Regions from separate parts of the Homo sapiens genome. Here region 2 is linked to region 1. Evidence: read pairs that join two places in POLR2A ChIA-PET (ENCODE). Cell type or tissue: MCF 10A. All regions are shown on one strand.

Evidence for each region. Peaks named below come from ENCODE experiments on the same cell type or tissue, not always from the same donor. Only the 100,000 strongest peaks of a DNase experiment are listed, where the experiment ranks them.
Region 2: POLR2A ChIA-PET joins it to region 1 with 11 read pairs; 6 of 35 experiments call an interaction of 5 or more read pairs at or near these places.

What each region holds. Positions count from the first base shown.
Region 1 is chr5:132,423,848-132,428,847 of GRCh38, forward strand. The region is part of intron 2 of CARINH (colitis associated IRF1 antisense regulator of intestinal homeostasis); the gene reads left to right. It overlaps LINC02863 (long intergenic non-protein coding RNA 2863), which reads right to left and starts at 2,863. Exons shown (of 2, transcript NR_186381.1): 1 at 2,435-2,863; 2 at 1-1,765. RefSeq lists enhancers at 1,289-1,408, 2,019-2,238, 2,589-2,788, 3,491-4,077, 4,078-4,662 and silencers at 3,709-3,778, 3,809-3,888, 4,199-4,298. In MCF 10A, a CTCF peak has its summit at 3,150 (motif pointing right); DNase peaks (open chromatin) are centred at 1,944, 2,864 and 3,754.
Region 2 is chr5:132,293,003-132,298,002 of GRCh38, forward strand. It overlaps SLC22A4 (solute carrier family 22 member 4), which reads left to right and starts at 1,392. Exons shown (of 10, transcript NM_003059.3): 1 at 1,392-2,007. The coding sequence starts at 1,615. RefSeq lists enhancers at 365-983, 800-849 and silencers at 1,080-1,439, 1,510-1,559. In MCF 10A, a CTCF peak has its summit at 914; DNase peaks (open chromatin) are centred at 319, 759, 1,269, 2,339 and 1 weaker place.

The sequences.
Region 1 (5,000 bases):
ACCCAGTATCCTCCTATATCATCCCTTTTCTGGCTGAACTAACCACTGTTCATTCTGTTGTCTACAACTATGAACCCTGCCTAATACAGAGCTTTGGAGGAGGAGGAGAGTGCCAACCAGCTTTATAAGGAAATTAAATATGTTTTTAAGGTTGGAAAAGATGCACTTGGATATTATACTAAAACGTTTAAACTTTGGTAGAAAGGGCTCCACCTTGGCCATGCAAAGGGGCCTTTGTCATCACTGTTTCCTCCCCTAGGAGCCAGGAGGCTGGGGTCAGTCTCCTCCTTACCTGCCAGCCAGGGGCCTAAGCTGGTCACCCTTGCTTGACCTTCGTGGTCTCACCTGTATAATTCAGTTAGTTATATTATTCCTGCCTGAAGGGAAAGAGGAATGACTTATTGAGGGTCATTTCTATGTTGGAGGTCTCTGATGTTGCGAATAAGTTCCACAGAAGGTTCTTGGGGGTTAGGACTCTTCCCTGAATTATGTCTGGGCGGGGCAGGGGGTGATTTATGTTTATTTTATGCATCCTCCCCACTTTTTTTTTTTTGCTTTCAAAACACTTTTACCTCTGTCCTTGATCTCTGTAAAAGGGCTCTGTATGTTACAGTGGTTAAGAGCATGGAAAAACAGATGTGGTACTGAGTGCCAGGTCCACCTTTGCTAAGTTTGTCACTTTGGGCATGTCCCCTAACCAGCCTGTTCCACAGTTTCCTCATCTGAGAATGGGTATGAAAATAGTAGCTACTGCAAAGGGTGCTGTGAGAATAAATATGATAATGCACCCAACACAATTCCTGACCCAGAGTACAGCCTCCCTGAAGGTCAGCTGTAATGATTGTGATATGTAATGATTCCCACCCAACAGGCAGGAGAGCCTAGACCATGGAGGCTAGGTGACTTGCCTATGGTCACCTGATAAAGCCAGAGATAGAAGCCAGGGCTCATGGAGTCCCAGGCCAGTGGTCTTTCCCCAGGATTCCTGTTGTTTTTTAGGAGGAAATGTTAATATAGACAGTTCTGTCTGTGTCTAACCCCTTAGTAGCTGGTTCTGGCTTTTGTAGGGGATTGGGGGACAGGACTTCCTCAGCACACAAGACCCTCAATCCTAGGCATTAGCCCCTCTGGGTGGGGCATTTGTGGGAGCAGGGGACATGGCATGACTCCCTCTTTGTTCTGTGAGAGGCAGAGGGGGTTAGGAGTGCTGTGCTCCCAGGACTCTCCTCCTCCCACCGCCACCTGCTGCCTGCCAGATCCTGTAGTCCTTCCTGGGGAATCATCACAGAGGCCTCCAGGAACCTGGAGTGGGGAGGGAGCAGGACAGGCAGGTCCTCCCTCCTGTGGCAGGACTCTGTGGCTCAGGCCTGGGAACTGAGTGTGGGAGGAGGTATGGTCTCCCTAAATAGTTGCTCCCAGCGGGCCATTTGGAAAGAGAAACAGACTTTTGCGCTAGGGGGCAGGGGCATAGATACCCTCTGCAGCTGCCCTGGTCACCTTGTTGCCTGAAGACTGTTCCCAGTGGTCTTAGATACAGAGTGGTGGCCCTTGCTCCTGTCAGAGTAGGTTTAAAGACCACACAGGTAGATTTCTCCCAGAAACAACACCACTTAGAATTTTCCTTCAGGGAGCATAGCACAGGGGAGATGTCCACACACAGTCATACCTGTGTTTGAATCCCAGCTCTGCCTTTTTGCTTGTGGGTGGTCGAGTTGGGAGTGTGCTTGAGAAATTATTCAGCCTCTTCAACTCTCAGTTTCTACCTCTATAAAACGGGAACAAGAATACTTACCTCAAAGATTTGTGGTATGAATTAAACAAAATAACCTGTTTGAACTGCTTAACATGTGTGTGCACGTGGTAGCCCGTGGTAGCTATTTTTATCATCATCATCATCGTTAAGCATGTCAGTGGCCTCTACCAGTCTGTGGGTGGAAGCAGCTTTCATGTGTGGCTCAGCCTCATGGAGGCTGTGCATTTGCTGTGACTCAGGATTCTAGAATGACTGAGCCAAAGATCTCAAACTTCTCTTTGCTATATTGTTATTTGCAGTCACACTCACACACTCAGTTATCCAGGGTGAATAATTAAGTTTCTGTTGATGTAGGTTGCCATGCTGTTTATTTCCCTGTTTCTCTTCTGTTTAGTTCAGCGTCCTTCAAAGAAGACAATAGTTAAGTAGCTAAACTATATTGAGGGCTTAGTATACTAAAAGTGTTACATAAATTAGCCCCTTTCATTCACATAACCAGATTTAGAAACAGAGTTTCAATAATGCCTAAGACTACACTGCTACCGTGCAGCAGACCCAGCAGACCCGGGCTTCACATGTCTCATTCCAGAGCCCACACTGGCCTCTGTACTACCCGCTTTTAAACAGGACAGTGGTTGAATTTGGTGACCTTGAGAGATCAGGTAGTCTGGTCTTTCTTACCTCCTTTCCAGGCTGAGCTGAACATCACAGAGGGGAATATCTGTGATTTTCTTGAGAAACTTTACAGCGAAAGCTGCTGGCTCTGCCCTTGGTAGCCATTTTTATGGTCTGGAGGGACAGTGGCTTCTTCCTAGAGCCACTTTGCAGTGTTCCCTTGAGGCCAGCTGTCCATCCTCGAGAGCAGTTAGGAGGTCCATGTTGAGAGTGTGCTCAGTCCTTAGTTGGAAACCTGGAAACGCAGACCATGAGGGTGGTGTCCCACTGGCACATGGCAGGTGGGGCCTTCTGCCACCCTGGCTGTGTGTGTGGCGTCCAGTGCGAGTGGTAGCCAGACATCATGCCCACCTGCCCTCGAGCTGCTTGCCTGCAGCTGGCTCCTTACTCACAGATCTGCATCCATCCGGCGCTGGGGAGCAGAGGAAGTGGTCTGTGGGCCAGCTGAATTGCCCAAGGAGCTGAGTCACTGGCTGATTTCGGCCTGCCCTGCAGTCCCTGGGGTGACTATGGTGATAGGGGAGAGAAATCTGCTTATCTAGGGGCCTTGAAGCCTGAGAACTCAGACACTCCAGGAGGGTCCTTCATGCCACAGCATTTACTGAGCACCTACTGTGTGCCTAGAGAGGTCATGCGAGAGACCTCAGCATGGGAGTGTGTGTTGGGCTGCCTGGAGCCCGGGTGGCTGGTGGCCACCAGGGAGCTCCACTGCCTTAGAAGGATCTGAGGCTGGCAGAGGGGCCAGGTTGGTGTGCTGCTGTTTATCTGAGCAGATTCCATGACAACCAGGAGATAAATGCCTGAGGTCAAGCAAACCCTGAAACAAGATTAGGTGTCTGGGTAGGGTGGGACCTATACTGTGATTTGGAGACCCTTAAGTGACCAGTATCTTCTGGGTGACTATTTAGCATGCTTAATTAATTTGTTAATTAACTAATGCCCCATCCTACTCCAGAAAGGATTGAAAGTGACTCAATTCAGCAGGTCTTTTAGAGGGAGGAAGGCATCCTGAGTTTGCTGTGAGTGAAAAGCTAGGGTTTATTCAGGCCCCGAGAGGGTCATTTACCAGCTGCCAGCCCAGCTCCACACTCCTAGGGCTGGCTCCCATGAAAGCACAGCCTTTGCTGCCAAAGCTGGTTTGCAGCGTTGCTGGGATCGCCTCCTGGTCTCTTTGCAACAAGTGGCCCCGACACCTTCCTGCTTTGATGCAAATCATGTGACTTAAGAGAAGCAACCTGACCTCAATTACCAGGTGCAAACATCAGTCACTGAGAGTAAGCAGGAGGCCTCCAGTGTCCCTGGTTGTTTTAGCCTCCAGCATTAAATATTAAGAGTGAACTGTTCAGGGTGTGATAAAGGCTGTGTCTCACAGTTTATGATTTCCAGTAAACCAGAGGGCTTAAAGGAAGGGCCAGGGACAGGTGAGAGATTCCAGACCTGGCCCTCTGCTGAGCTGGTAGAGCAATTTCTGCAGGAATGGGAGGGGCAGGGAGTGAGTCCACAGCTAGTAAAGATTTGCCCTGTTCTGTGGCACAGCTAGAGAGCTGCATTGTCTGCCCAGCAGGCCCCAGAAAGTGAGGCCAGTTTCTGCTCCCAGCCAGGCAGCTGCATGCACTCTCAGCATAGGGATATGGGAAAAAGAAGAAGTGTGATGTGTCCTCACCGTGCTGGCCACTGTGCCTGCCTCCTGCTGGGTGCCAGGCCAGCCAGGAGCCCTGGGCACATTCCTCTATCAGTGTAGGCAATGGGCAGCTCCAACTGCTCTCACAGAAAGCTAGAGGAACATTTCGGTATTCAGAGCCTTCAGACACATGGGCTGGGGTTGCTCAGCATCTGGCCTCCATGGGGAAGTCCAGGCCACAAGGAAGCTGCAAGCAGGCAGCATATCCCACTTAGGCCTAGGAAGGGAACTGAGGTCCCCCTCCCACCCTGCAATGTCATAAGGAGACTCAGCCCTTTCTGAGTTTCTCTAGAGCACCTAATCTGATAGCAGTGATAGAAGCCATACATCAAATTAACTCAGCATGCAGTAACAGTGGCATGCATTCATTTAACAAGTATTTAATGAACACTTGACTCTCTGCCACACACTGTACTAGATGCTGGGCATACAGTAGTGAACAGACAAGGTCCCTACTCAAATGGAGCTACAGCATAATGGTGGAGATAGAAAGAAAACACAGAAATAAAACATTGGTGCTAGCAGTAAGTGCTCTCTAACAAATTAAAATAGACTGAAGTGTAATCAAGTGACTGAGTGACTGCTTTGGATTGGGTAGTCAAGGATAGCCTCTGAGGAAGTGGCATTTCAGGGGATACCTGAAAGAAAAGACTAGAAAAGAGCAGGTGAAAGAGCAGACTCTGTCCTGTCTGCTGTAGGCGCAGGAGAGCCAGAGTGACAGGAGGAGAGGAAGAATGTTCTAGAACATATAGCTTGGTTAACTTGCTTTGGTGTTTGTGACACTTTCTTGCTTATTTTCTGAATTACGCGCTAAACCTTCATTCAGTAAAGTTTTATTGCATGCCCTCTGAGTGCCAGGAATTTTGCCGGATGGCATTAAAATCAAGATGA
Region 2 (5,000 bases), 130 kb before region 1:
TAATAGGCATAAATCAGAGCTGTCCTAGCACATCAGGATGTATAGTCTTATTACAGGTAGGAAACTGAGGTTCCAAGGGGGTGGGAAGTCCTCCTAAGAGGAGGGGTCAGACTGGAAGCTACACAAAAAGAGGCAGAAATGTCCCTCCGCCTCTTAATCGGAGCCTGGGGAAACAAACACACTCGTGCAAAATCTCCAAAGAGGTGAGCTCTTCACCCTGTCAATTTTATCTGCCTCGTGAACCCCAGGGCTCAGGCTCCAGGCCCGGGCTAGCTCACACAACAGCAGAAGGGCCTTAGGTCTGGGCACTGAGCCAAAAAAAGGGAGGCTGTGGTCCCTGCTTTGGTTACCCTGCCGGGTCTGAGCGCCAAATCGGATCTCCTACTTCTCTCTCCCTCCCTCCCTCTGTTCCTGGACTGGGGGCAGGCCCTTCTGCTAACAGAAAGCCTTCCAGTCGGAGAAAGCTCTGACAGCCTGCCGCGATAAAGGGCCCTGGGGGCGTGAGGAGAGCAAGGGGCTCAAAATCAGAACCCAGCGTGACGACAGTGCCTCCATGACTGTGCTCCCGCAATGCGCAGGCTCCATGTCCTGGCGCCCGCCCGCCCATGGACCCGGCGGGGGCTTCCAGGCTGGGCTCAGCCATTACGCCGGCGTGCGGGGGAGGAAACTCGCCTCCCGGGCACTCGGTTGTCTCCTGCCCCCGCCCCTCCCTCCGATCCGGGCCCATCTCTGACGTAGTGTGACCTTGCTCATCCCTTCCAGGCTGTGGGCCTGTTTTCCCTGTGCAAGATGAGGGTCCTGGCTGTCCTGAGGACGCTGTCCGGGCGCCGCCAGGGGTGACCGAATTCAGCTCTGCTAGGACTGTTGGGAAATGAGCTCCCTGTCGGCGTGTGCCAGCCGCCTGCGCGAGGCGCCACAGGAGAGGGCGCGCTCCTGTCGCTCTGCCGCCCCCAGAAGTTTCCCGGGAACCGACTCCACTGACTCGCCCCTCCGCGCCCCACGCGTGGCAGCCTAAGCTCAGCCTCCAGATTGGAGGAGACCGCGGAGGGAACCCTGCTGGGGTCTGGGCCCGGGGCCACGCGGCCCGAGCAGATCGAGGGCCGACCCCTCCGAGAACTCGCTCTCTGGCCTCGGCTCCTCCCTTGCGCCCGCCCTCCCACGTGGGGCCCAGGTCTGGGAATCAGCGCTCGGGGGTGGCTGGGGACAACCGAGAACGAGCTTCTTCCCCGGCACGCGGGCGGAATGGCTGAGCCCAGCCTGGAAGCCCCCGTCAGGTCCTTGGGGGCGGGCGGGCGCGCGAAGCACAGGGCGGAGACAGCCGGGAGCCCAGCCTCCCGGGCTGGGCCGCCCTCCCCTTCCCCGCGCCCGGCCGGGGATGGGGGTGTGGTCCCAAGTGTACAGTGGCATCAAGCTCAGCGCGAGCTCCCGGGAACGCTCCAACGCCTTCAGCCTGTTTCCCAGGAACGGTCCCCGGCTTCGCGCCCCAATTTCTAACAGCCTGCCTGTCCCCCGGGAACGTTCTAACATCCTTGGGGAGCGCCCCAGCTACAAGACACTGTCCTGAGAACGCTGTCATCACCCGTAGTTGCAAGTTTCGGAGCGGCAGTGGGAAGCATGCGGGACTACGACGAGGTGATCGCCTTCCTGGGCGAGTGGGGGCCCTTCCAGCGCCTCATCTTCTTCCTGCTCAGCGCCAGCATCATCCCCAATGGCTTCAATGGTATGTCAGTCGTGTTCCTGGCGGGGACCCCGGAGCACCGCTGTCGAGTGCCGGACGCCGCGAACCTGAGCAGCGCCTGGCGCAACAACAGTGTCCCGCTGCGGCTGCGGGACGGCCGCGAGGTGCCCCACAGCTGCAGCCGCTACCGGCTCGCCACCATCGCCAACTTCTCGGCGCTCGGGCTGGAGCCGGGGCGCGACGTGGACCTGGGGCAGCTGGAGCAGGAGAGCTGCCTGGATGGCTGGGAGTTCAGCCAGGACGTCTACCTGTCCACCGTCGTGACCGAGGTGGGTGCCAGGCCGAGACCGTTGACCCGGGAGTGCCTGACCCTCCCTCTGCGTCAGCCCCCCTTGAGACTCCCTGCGCAGTGCCCGGGTCAGCGCTCCCCTCCCCCTCAAACCTGCTGTTCATACTTCCAGCAGCGGGTGTGCACCCCAAGAAAGAATAGGACTCACGCGAGGCGCATTCCTGGGTCGTTTCTGTCCAATAAGGAGGTGATGGAGAAAGGAGTTTGTCACCAACTGTCTTTTCATTTCCGATTTTCACAACAAATGAAGTTTCCTAAGAACCTAGATGTTGCGTTGGGGGAAGCGCAGCCCCAGGCTACCCAGACGCACTGCCTGAGTCACCTTCCTGCCAGGCATGGGAGGAGGGGTGTGAGGGACCTTGTTACTGGGCAGGGCGGGGCCAAATCTTGTCTGTTCCCTGGCCACAGACTTCTGGAGGCATCAGGAGGTGTACTGCCGTACCATATACTTGTGAGGTTTGGGGTCCTTTCCTGAGGCCCCAGTTTCTCTAAGACAGCAGATGGCCTCCTGAGGCTCATTGGGTGCAAGGAAGCACAGAAGGCGAAACCCCAGCTGGAAGCCCTGGCCCTCAGGGACCTCTCTGAGCACAGGGTGAGTTGGCAGGCAGGGGCTGTAGCCCCTCAGCACCCTGCGTGGTTAGTGGCAGGTTTTCTAAGTTCCAGGAATGAGGATGCACACACACTTCTCCCGCTTTTGCTGCTTCACATCTGGTAAGGACCTGGGTCAGGATACACCTTTCTTCTGAGGAGAGCATCCTCATGGAGCTGTTGCCTGCTATTGGTCAGGCAGGTAGGATTTCCCTGCTGCTAGTCCCTCCTCTGCCTCATGCTCCTCCCAAGAAAAACCTGAGTGGCCTCTGCTAGTCCCTTATCCCTTTCCCTCAGCACGGTATAGCGGTCATCAGACATTGTGTCTGGCCTTGTGCTGAGCACTAAGGTGTGGACATCTGGTGTGTGGAGCCTACCCTCAGATGCCCATGGGGCACACTGGCTGTGTTACTGAGAAGGCTAACATTAACCCTGGTTAGCAATAGGGTTCTGGAACCCAAATTCAAGTCCTGCCTTGCTTGCTATGTGACCTGGGATAAATAAATCACCCTCTCTGTGGGACAATAGGTGGAGGAAATACTCCAAGAAGGGGTGATATGATTTTAGCTGATTCTGAAAATGTGAGCAAGACCTGTCTAGGCAAGAGTATGGGAAATTCAGGTAATGGAATTCTCATATATCGGAGTGGCTGGAACTCAAGGGATGACAGATATGACAAATGAGACTAGAAATGGCCACAAGGGCTAGTTCATAGTGGCCTTCTATGTATACTGAGGAGCTGACTTTATTCGGAGGACAGTGAGAAAATAGTAAGCATTCTAAGGCCAGGTTCGTGCTTTTGGAAAGAGCTCACTCTAGCTGCTATGATAAACAAGAAGACCAGTGAGGAAGTTTTGAAACTCTCCTCTGCAAGAGAATGGTGGCCAGCCAGGCGTGGTGGTTGTCGAATCTGTGGCACCTGTGGGAAGTGGGCTCAGCCCAGGGACTGCCTTTGGATCCCCCAGCATTGGCACCATACCTACCCTGGGCCCTAAGGTGGCCATGCTTCTCTGGATTTGCTTCCCTAGCAGGGGCTCTAGTGCTTGCCCACTCCCTGCCCACAGCATGGCCTGGGAGCAGCTGAGACTGGGGGCCAGCTCATCCCGCGTCGATTCCTGGAAGTGTTATCAGTGCCTGTTATGGAGGCTGGACCCATGAGTGGCAGCCTTCCCTGGCAGCTGGGCTGACCTGTCTGCTTTTCCATTGCTCGCTGGTTTTGTTCACTGTAGGGCGTGAGGGGTGAGTAGCTGCTGGCCTCCAAGTCCATAGCTACTCATGTTGTACGCTGTTCACAGGGACCTCTAAGGATGTACATCATCACACATTCACACACATGCACCAGGATTTGCTTTTTTTGGCAGCTTTTCCCTTCCTGGCTTCCTTTTTGAGTGGTGGAAGTAAAATAAAAAGCAACTAGGGGCTGGGCACAGTGGCTCACGCCTGTAATCCCAGTACTTTGAGAGGCTGAGGCGGGCAGATTACTTGAGGTCAGGAGTTTGAGACCAGCCTGGCCAACATGGTGAAACCCCGTCTCTACTAAAAATACAAAAATTAGCTGGGAGTGGTGGTGCACCCCTGTAGTCCCAGCTACTCGGGAGGCTAAGGCAGGAGAATCACTTCAACCTGGGAGGCGGAGGTTGCAGTGAGCTGAGATCACACCACAGCACTCCAGCCTGGGTGACAGAGCCAGACTGTGTCTCAAAACAAACAAACAAACAACAACAACAACAAAAAACTGGGCTCTGGTGGTTGGGAGGAGGAGGGAAGGAAGCAAGTACCAGGGTAAGCAGGATGGATGGATGGCTCTCCCCCAGAGGGGCGGCAGCACACAGAGTTCTGGAGTCAGACTCAGTAGAGGGCCAGTTTTGACTCCACTGCCAACCACCTGGCTGACTCCAGGCAGGTTACATCACTGATGAAAGCCTCAGTTTCCTTGTCTATAAATTGGGGGTACAAGCGATGAAAAGAGGCTCAACATCACTAATCACTAGGGAAATGCAAATGAAAATCATAAGGAGGTACCACTTTGTACCCTTAAAAATAGTTACTACAAAAAGAAAAAAAAAACACCCAGAAATCCACTTTGGGAGGCCGAGGCAGGAGGATTGCTAGGGGGCAGGAGTTCAAGACAGCACTGGGCAACATAGTAAGACCCCATCTCTACAAAAAATAAATAAAAAATTAGCCAGGCATGAGGGCATGTGACTGTAGTTCCAGCTTCTCAGGAGGCTGGGGCAGGAGGATCACTTGAGCCCAAGAGTTTGAGGTTGCAGTGAGCTATGACCATATCTCTGCACTCCAGCCTGGGTGACAGGGCAAGACCCCACCTCTAAAAAAGTGTTGTTGTTGTTTTTAAACACAGAAAATAACAAGTGTTAGTGAGGA